2 separate regions of the Homo sapiens genome follow, and region 2 is linked to region 1. Evidence: chromatin loops called from intact Hi-C (ENCODE). Cell type or tissue: heart left ventricle. All regions are shown on one strand. Region 1 overlaps PIP5K1B (phosphatidylinositol-4-phosphate 5-kinase type 1 beta). Region 2 overlaps PIP5K1B (phosphatidylinositol-4-phosphate 5-kinase type 1 beta).

What was found. Hi-C counts contacts between places; a loop is a spot of excess contacts. Peaks named below come from ENCODE experiments on the same cell type or tissue, not always from the same donor. Only the 100,000 strongest peaks of a DNase experiment are listed, where the experiment ranks them.
Region 2: it touches region 1 in a loop (4-fold over the local background); 4 of 110 quality-filtered maps call a loop at or near these places.

What each region holds. Positions count from the first base shown.
Region 1 is chr9:68,859,623-68,864,622 of GRCh38, forward strand. PIP5K1B (phosphatidylinositol-4-phosphate 5-kinase type 1 beta) reads left to right here. Exons shown (of 16, transcript NM_003558.4): 5 at 4,215-4,345. Among named protein-coding and RNA genes, the nearest start is that of PABIR1, 82 kb to the left of the region's middle. In heart left ventricle, no CTCF peak of the experiment used is centred here; no DNase peak of the experiment used is centred here; H3K27ac peaks cover 543 bases.
Region 2 is chr9:68,804,429-68,809,428 of GRCh38, forward strand. The region is part of intron 2 of PIP5K1B (phosphatidylinositol-4-phosphate 5-kinase type 1 beta); the gene reads left to right. Among named protein-coding and RNA genes, the nearest start is that of PABIR1, 27 kb to the left of the region's middle. In heart left ventricle, no CTCF peak of the experiment used is centred here; no DNase peak of the experiment used is centred here; H3K4me3 peaks cover 398 bases; H3K27ac peaks cover 2,605 bases.

The DNA.
Region 1 (5,000 bases):
GCAACCCACCACCGTGTCACTGGTCTGTTGGTGGTATCCTGGAGGAAGGAAGGGAGCTCTGGCGGCTTAGAGTTTTCAGGGAAAGGACTATTGGTTCTAATACTGCAATCACCAACACTTCACACAGAAGGTTCTTTGTCATCATCATGATTTACTAATCTCATCAGAGACACTCCAGGTAGTGTTTCACAGTGTTTTTTCACAGTTTCAAAGTACATCTGGCTTAATATTAGGATGTGCCTCAGACATTTCCACAAAGCAGACAAGATGCTTTTTTTCTATTTTATTTTTTTAATTGACAAGTAAAAATTATATGTATTTATTGTGTACAACATGATGTTTTGAAATATGTATACGTTGTGAAATGGCTCTGTTGAGTTAGTTAATTGAGGTAGTGTGCATTTCCTCACATAGTTATTTTTTGTGATGAGAACACTTAAAATCTACTTTCTTGGTGATTTTTAACATACGATCATTGTTATTAATGTAGTCACCATATTGTACAATAGATCTCTTGGACTTATTCCTCCTATCTAACTGAAATTTTGTCCTTGGACCAATATCTCCCCAAGCCCCCAGCCCCCAACCAGCCCCTGGTAACTGGCATTCTACTTCGAGTTCAACATTTTTAGATTCCATATATAAGATGCTTTTTAGTGATACCCAAATATATCACTATTAAAGCATTTAATTTTTACACAGACCTGGGGAGGAGGAAACTTTGAGGTGTCATTCCTAGTATGTCAGCAAAATGCCGCCTTTTGTTAATAGTCCCCATGTTACCAGTGGTGACATTAACGATGGTGTTTGTACAGCTTTACCAAGAAGTTTACAAGTTTTTCCTTGGCTTACCCGTGGGTGGGTATGATTGGAAGAAATAAAATTTTTACCCTTTTTTCACCAAAAGGAATGGCTCTCTCAGAGCTTTTGCTTTGTTGAGGTCAAACATTCATACTTAAAAGAGAACTTCCGACTTTGATTCTAGGCTCATTTTGCAAACACTGATATGGAGGCAGCCTGAATTTGGCAGTCAGACTCCACCACATACTAGCAAAGGGACTTGGGCAAGTCACTTAACCTTGCTGAGCCTTAAATCCACCTCTGTAAAATGGGAACAGTTGTTACTATGCCTCACGGTTCTGGAGAGGGTCAAATGAGTGAGGAGATTCTGATTTAGAGACAGTGGAGTGTAACTTGGGACTCTGGAGCCAGCCTCCCTAGAGGTGAGTCCCAGCTTCACCTTGTCAGTAGCTGTGTTACCTCGTGTAAGTTGCTAAACCTTCCTGAGCCAATAGAAATAGTAAGAGTGCCTACCTCATACAGTCGTGAGGATAAAAGGCTTAATATAACCAGAAAGCACTTAGAACAGTGCCTGCCATTTAGTAGTAAACACTACATTAGTATGTGCTATGATTATGATAGATTATGATCATAATTGTTATTATTCATATATCAAGTGCCTGGCATAAATTAGTTGGTCAAAAAAGATTAATAACTACTTTTATTATTTCTCCCATCAGAGCACCTGAAATTTAAATGCTCTGAAAGGAAAGTAATATTATTACCAGTCTGTTTTTGATTTAACTAAATATATAACAGCAGGGTTCTTTTCAAAATCTTACTCCTCAGGGACTCAAAACTTAACCTTACACCAGAGGAGAAAGATTTTTTCTTAGAACAAGAGCATATATTTGGTCCTCACTCCAGACCTTTGGAATCAGAAATTCTGGGGACATGACCGTCATCTGTTTTAGCAAGTATACCCAGTGATTCTCATGTTCCTGAAGTTTGATAACACTAGGTGTAGACTAGTCACAGCTTTGACTACCTTCTGTTGCCAGGGTGGAGACAAGAATTGGTTACTCTCTTTGGCAGGCTGTTCCAGCCCAAGAAGTGTTAAAATGATGTTATCGTGGTGGTTTTGTGAGTTAAGCAGATACAGATAGTTCTGGAAAGCAGCGTCAGGGGTGCGGTGCGGGGGCTGCAGAGCACTTGGGCAGCATGTGAACCTGTTGATAGATCTGGCTTAGAACAGTGTGGCGTATCGGGCCCTCTGGGAAGTGCTTATGTCACGTCTTGTGCCTTACCAGTCTGAGTGACGCATGGGAGAAGAGATGCCTTTTGAGTTTTTATGCAAGGTTAAAATGAAGAAAATCCATTTCAGCCTTTAAAAGTCAGAGCTACTGGTACAAAAGGTCACTGACGCCAAATGGTGGCATTGCAGAGCTCCGAGAGGGAGCATTAAAATAGCAGGGGGTTTTTTTGTTTGTTTGTTTTTTGTTTTTTTTTTTTAAGAAACACTGAATGCACTGTGGGCTTAAGTCTTAGTCTTTTGCCATCTTGCTGCCCTAGGATCTTAAATAAAAGGGCATGTGAAAAAAGAAAAACACGAAGACATTTTTCTACCTCCTTAAGTGTCAAGGATGTAGATAGTCGTCCTCACACTAAAGGTGACATAACCTTTATTGTAGAATAAGCAAAGTGATGAAATGATGCCCCTATGAGAAAGTAGTCTGTAGATGGACTAGAGACCTAGCCCTGCTCTAGATGTAGTCTGTTTGGAGGTCAAGTTTGGATAACTGAAGATGACACTGCCTTGGGAAATGAAGCCAGTCTCAGAAGTGGTGTGGAGAGGTTGTAAGATATTAATCTGGCTCTGTATACACTGCATTCGTGTTGACAGAACAGCATCCCAATTGATTGAAAAGAATCTGCGAGCCATCTGAATAGAAACAGTATTTAAGTCATTAAGAATGGATTGATTACCAGGGCAATTAAGGAGACCTGAGGATCAAGGACCGAATTCAGGGGACACTGCAATTATAGCAAATACAATATGAGAGGTCAGAGAAGAAGTGACAGGAGAGACTATAAGAAAAGCTGGAAGTGGGCCGGGCATGGTGGCTCACACCTGTAATCACAGCACTTTGGGGCTGAGGTGGGCAGATCACATGAGGCCAAGAGTTTGAGAGCAGCCTGGCCAACATGGCGAAATCCCATCTCTACTAAAAATACAAATATTAGCCAGATGTGGTGGTGCATGCCTGTAGTCCCAGCTACTCAGGCGGCTGAGGCATGAGAATTGCTTGAACCCGGGAGGCAGAGATTGCAGTGAGCCGAGGTTGCACGACTGCACTCCAGCCTGGGCGACAGAGTAAGATGCTGTCTCAAAAAAAAATAAAAAATAAATAAATAAATAAATATATATATATATATAGAAGTGGCTCCAGGACCATATTCTATCATAGAAATCAAGAGAAGACATTTTTTTCCAGAATAGACAGGTGTTCTCTGGTGTTAAAAGCTTGAAGAAATAAAAAGATATAAAGCATGTGGGGAGGTGGGGATGGGTCTTAGATTTGCTAAGTAAAAATATTAAATCAGAAAGAAAGTATCTTTTCTATAAAGTAAATGATCTTTATTACATCCATTCATGTCAGGGTTTCTTAACCTGAGCATTATTGACATTTTGGTCTGGATGATTCTTTGTGGTGGGAGCTGTCCTGTGCAGCATCCCTGGCCTCTACCCACTAGACGTAATGCCACCACCTCCAGTTGTGATTACCAAAAAATGTCTTCAGATATCATCAGATGTTCCTGGTGAAGAACCACTGATTTAAGTATTTAATTCCTACCATGTATGTAGCACTACATTAGGCAGTGCAAGGCATAAAAAGTATGACACACTTCACCGTAAAAAAATACATTCTAATTGTCCTAAATTGAGTTATTCTGTTATTTCTCCTATTATGTTGGTTAAAACTATATATGTGTATACTCATACACACACACATACACACACACACGCACACACACACGTATACAGTAGTTATTCTCCAAGTTAACATTACATCAGCTTAATTATTGGATGATATTAGAAAAGTAGTAAATGGGAAATATTGGTGTCCCCATGCTGTATGTTTTAGCACAGATTAATGTAAGAAATTATTATGGATCTATGGTGGGACTAGTAAGCAATTTCCAAATTAAATTATAAGAAACATTATCACAAAAAACATTTGAAAAGAAAGAGCTTTAATGTTTGGAATAGATTCTGCATCAAAAGAAGCAACTTATCATCTTGCCAAACCTCAGCCTCGTCATTGTTTTGGAGCAAGAAAGAGAATTGAACCTCACTCATGTTTTGTTGCCTGTACCATTGAACAAGGCCCTGACTGTTAAGACTAATGTTGAGACCCTTGTTTTCTTTGCAGACTGCATCATCTGCTATTAAAGGTGCTATTCAGCTGGGAATAGGATACACAGTGGGTAATCTCACTTCCAAGCCAGAACGAGATGTTCTTATGCAAGACTTTTATGTGGTGGAAAGTGTGTTCCTACCCAGGTAAGAACATTTTTATTTGTGATGATTTCCATGCTAAGGAACCTTCTTTGTGACAACCCCATATTGAAGGGCTTTTCTACTATGTACATGTTTATATGTACAGATGTGAATATTGGGCCTTTGGCAGGGCCAAAGGCAGTCCAAATGATGTTTACTTCCTGTTTCATCAGGATGTCTCACAATTTTTATGTGGAGATGGTAAATAGGTTTCATCTATGGACTAATTCTAATTAGTTGTGATGAATGCCTGGAAGACCATATGGAGAAAGATTTTGAGGTTCAGTGGGAAAGAGTGCAGTAATCACAGAGTAATGTCCGCCAAGGGTTTATAGAAAGAAGGCTTCCATGAAGCAGCAACTGGTGCTAGGTTTTTGCTCCCCCTAATTTAAAAGCATGGGCTGGTAGGCCCATAATTGGGCCTCAAATCTGAGTTTAGTCTTATCTCTTCTCTTTTATGATGACTTTAACTTAACTTTCCTCGAGAAAACATGGATAATCCTGCTGTTTGCAAAAATACCAAAGTTACCCATATATGTTGTCTCTAGCTTTCATCATTTTAGGGTGAGGGGATCAATTATTTAAAAACAAATACATCTGGAAATGGATGATGGTAATATGAATGTATTAATGCCACAAAACTGTACACTTAAAAGTG
Region 2 (5,000 bases), 55 kb before region 1:
GGTAGCGGACTTAAGGAAATAAGCGAAGTCTTCAAATAGGCAGTATTAGCAGAGAGGTTAAGAGCCACTTTGGAACTGGACAGTCTGTGCATTCCCATCCTGGCTCCAACTGTATGACCTTGGGCAAGTTATTTATATATTTTATTCTTCTAGTTTTCAATTTTTTTTTTTTTTTTTTTGAGAGACAGGGTCTCACTCTGTCATTCAGGATGGAGCGCAGTGGCATGATCATAGCTCACTGCAGCTTTGAACTCCTGAGTTCAAGTGATCCTCCAGCCTTGACCTCCCAAAGCACTGGAACTACAGGTGTGCACCACTTCACCCAGCTAGAGGCAAGTTATTTAACCTCTCTGTTGCCTTCGTTTTCCTCTGCAACCAAGCAATGAGGATAATAACAGAAACCTGTTACTTGGAGTTGTTGGAAGAATTAAATGAGTTAATTCATGTAGTACTTGTCTGAGTGCCTGGCACAAAGGAGTGTTTCATATGCATTGGCTGTGATAATGATTATTTATAGGACAGAGAGCACATGCAGTCCAGGGTCACCTAAACGCCTAACTGGTCCAGAATGCAAGTGCGTTGGCTGAGGGCTGTGAGGGCACAGCAGATGAAGCATTGCATTCTTCAAGGAAGTCCTCAGGGGGAGGCATTTGAGATTGGCACAGCCCTGGAGAGGCTAGCTCAAGTAGAACAAACACTGTTGGTGCAGGCAAGAGGCTGTCAGAGCACCTGCCACATTTGCAGAGGAAGGAGCCCTCTGACACTTGAGAGGGAGCATGTGGGGCGCAGGGGGCCCTGTGTGTAGAGGCTCCTTCACCTCAAGGGTGGGAAGAATGGTGGAGGAGCGGCCAGAGATGAGGGTGAGCATCACACTTTGCAAGGCCTCGAATACCTGGAGTTTCTTCTGTAGCCACGAGAAGGTTGGGAGCAGGGCAATGAGGGTCCACTCTGTCCTGTGGTGCTCCTTCTGGTGAGAGTAGCTAAAAATAGTCATCACAATGCTGAGTGCAGGGACTGCGTATGGTGTGCCAGGAACATTGGAGTGCTGTAAATCTTGGACATTACTAACGACTGCCCTGTGAGAGAGGTACTGTTATTTGTTTTATTTTTCAGATGAGGAAACTGAGGCACACAGAGGTTAAGCCACTTGAGGATTCCATACAGCTGGTGTGCGGCAGAGTCAATAGTGAAGCTGGGCAGTGTTGTGACACCAGAGCCTCTTCCTGTGACCACCGAGCTGTCATCACCTGTCACATTAGGGTGTGGCTCTCCAGAGGGGGTAGTGACAAGTGGAGATTGGAGCAATGACCTCTGCTAGGCTTATGGCAGCTTATTGATAAAACATTTTCTGTCTTAGTCAAGGAGAGTTTGGCTGTAAGGACTAGAAACTCCTGCAAAGAACTCAAGTGAATGCTGAATGGATTGTGAAGATACAGGGGCGCTCCCAGAACCCAGTTGCTTGCTAGGGAGTATGGCTAGACATTACACAGCTGGAGAGTTGTCAGGCTGTAGCAGTATCTCTGTCTGTCTGGAAACACAGGGCCTTCTCTGTGCATCTTTCCACAGTCTGATTAAATTGCAGCTTTCCTAGTTTCACTCTCCCAGGACCTTGGCTAGCCCTGACCCTACCTGACCTGAAAAGTCACTTGACTCACTCAGTCCCTGTGTTGTAGATAAAGTTCTTGCTTTGGATAATCTGCTGGTTTAGCCTAGTTCAAGTGTCCCTCCTTGGTTCCTTCTGCAGCTGGGATAAAGGTGGCACAGGTTATGACCAGGCAGGGAGAAAGCTGCTCTGAGAACTCCATGATCTTCAGTGGTTAGTGAAGCTTGCACGCCTTGCCATCTTGACTTAACTGCTAACCCTGCACTCCTCAGTCCCTGGCTTTGCTCAGGTTCTGACAGTGTTTTTGTTGTAAACATCTTGTGGGGCTCCTTCCTTTCAGCCTGCAGCTCTGCCCTGGTCTTTCAGGTCTTCATCCTCATGACTATTGCAGCAGGCTCTAGAGTCACCCTTCAAATCTGGTTTTCGCTTCCCATTTTATCTCGCCTTCTTTTAAGCAATATTATTTTTACAATTTTTATTGGCCTCCTATTCAGAAGCCTTCAGCAGATGTTCCTTAATTTGTCACATTCATGGCTGTCTCCCAGGGCCATCTAGCCCGCCGCTAATCATCCTCTTCCCTTGAATTCCCATCGTATCAGCACAGGATAATTTTCTCTTACCAGACATGCCATGGCCCTTCCCTTCTCCACGCCTGCTCCTTCCCTCCTGCTCTGACATCTCTCATCCATGACTTAAGAATGCTGACTGTAGACCCTGACTCTAGACCACAGTCACCTCCCTCTCCTCTGAACTCCTTTTAGTTTTGATTCTCTAGGGAAATTGTTGGTTTGTTGAAAGCAGCTGCCTGCCCAGTGTGTCTTGAACCTGCACACAGCCAAGCACATGTCAAACACTTGGAAAATTTAATATTCAGTGATTAGTGGCTGATTTATTATCTCTTTTGGCCTTGGTTTTTTTTTTTTTTTTTGCTTTTTAATTTTTTATTACATATTAAAGAACATTCCATATAAGCTCTCTGACTGTGATGATTGAATACTTGTTAGAGGCAAAGCCAAGTAAAAGTATTAACTCTAATCCTGTTAAAGACTTTCCCATTATTACATGTGCTTGAGTTTTGGCTTCTCTTTTGTGTGCCTTGAGAACAGGGACCATCTCATTCATCTTGTATACCTCAAAGTACCTCACATAAAGACATCCGGGAATACATGTTTGAGTAAATGAATACCCTCCTCATTGAAGAATAGATCTTAAGTGGTCATTTCATGACTGCTTCTATCTAGGCATTTACATTTGTGCCTAGTTTGAAACCACTTTCATTGCTTGTTACGAATTAAGCTTATTCACCCAAACTACAGAAAGGCTTTTAAAAATTTTTTCCTTTGGACAAAATTTGTCTCCTGCTCAGTCCTTTTCTGCCCATAACAGCATTGGCCATCCCCTGCAATGATTGTATTTATTTAACAGTTCTTCCTGCTTCCCTGCTATGGCCTTTCAGACTTCCCCACAGGCACAGAGCCCCCAGACACCTGGCAGGGTAACTATCAGCTGTTCTTTGTATTTGGGGCATATAGGGGATCTGTGTGGCTTTGGTTTCTCAATAGAAAATGACATAAACGCAGAAATACTTTGCAGGCTGCTACAGGAACAAAGGCAAACAGACTTGTTTGTTTGTTTCTGAGACCAAACATTTTTCTGCCAATCAAAACTGGTTTTATTTGCATATAGTGTATCATAAATTGTTGTAATAATTGAATAATTCCCAAGGCATGTACTCTTAGGAAAAAAAGAGGAAAATAGCTTAGAAATAAAATGTGGACAAAAAGCATAAGCTGGTGAATGAAAAATGAGAAATATTGCCATGTAGTAAAGATATAATATTGTGAAGTCTACCCAGTATCAAATGTATGGTAAAAACTAGGGAAGAGGCTGGCACAGTGGCTCACACCTGTAATCCCAGCACTTTGGGAAGCCAAGGCAGGCAGATCCCTTGAGGTCAGGAGTTCGAGACCAGCTTGGCCAACATGGCAAAACCCTGTCTGTACCAAAAATACAAAAATTAGCCTGGCGTGGTGGTGTGCATCTGTAATATTAGCTACTCAGGAGGCTGAGGCGGGAGAGTCACTTGAGCCTGGGAGGCAGAGGTTGCAGTGAGCAGCGATCATGCCACTGCACTCCAGCCTGGGTGACAGAGCAAGATTCTGTCTCAAAAACAAAACAAAACAAAAGGGGAAGAAAAAATGTAAGCAAGTTATAGAGGCAAGAAGTTCAACTATGTGAGATTATTTGTGATTATCCCAGATGTGACTGGGAAGAGATAGAAAAGTAACAGTGTTAGTTAAATCTCCATGGATTCTTTGCCTCCATGCCAAATATCATGACTATCTAACTAATTACTCCCCCCGACTCCCAGCTTCCCCACCACCCCGACACTATCACCAGATACACACAGATACATACTATGTCTTTGTATATGTAAAATGAAAATCATTGCAGGACATCATGCAGTAGCAGTGTTTTTCATGAAAGGCTGTGAGTTACATTGGTCTGAAAGCAACACATCCGTCATGGCTGTTTTCACTGGCGACTTTCTTCTGTCTAATGTTTGCAATGAAGGCTTGGCTTGAAAAGGCTTATGAATTCTTTTAGCACAACCTTTGTTGGGAAAATGAATTACAAGTGGTTCATTTGATGCTGATCCTTTTGTCATTGCCATTTATAGCTATTCTGTTTATTCACTTTGGGAGAGCCATTCTGAGAATTGATGAATGTGTTTTATGAGAGAATATAAGAGCCCTGCAATTTGTTTTGATTGGTCTCCATTTGGATTCATAGCGAGCAGGTGCCATCGTTTGGAATTGGTTTTGGCAGTGGCTTGGTTATATAAATATTAGATACATGAAGTGAAACCTCATTTAAATTATTTTCATCAGTAAGAATAGGAGAGCTTTACATTGAATGTAAGACACCATAGTTCTATTTTTACAGCTTCTAAGCATACAAATGTGTAACATACCATATGTCTGAACATATGTATGTAGAAGTGGCCTCCATTGTACAAATATTTAACATACAGATTTTCTGCATTTCTTTGAGAGTTTATGCAAATATTCTTTAAAAAACTCTAAGCCTATAGTTTCTTAATATAAGAATTTTTTCTGGTCTGAAAAATACAGGCATTTCTGCTTTGGAAACTATGTTAAGGATTGTTTCAGTTTGGTGTTTTTTTTGTTGTTTAAGCCTCAGAAAATAACCCAGCACATTTTAAACCTTTGCTTTCTCCTGCTTTTTGTTGTTGTTGTTGTTACTGTTGTTTTTGTTGCCAAACCCACATTAAAAAAAATACCACGCCTCTTTGTAAGGGCTCTAGAAGAAGAACTATAATACTTCCTATCTTCCCAGCAAAACTGTTTACCAGGCTGACGTTTTCCTAAGAATA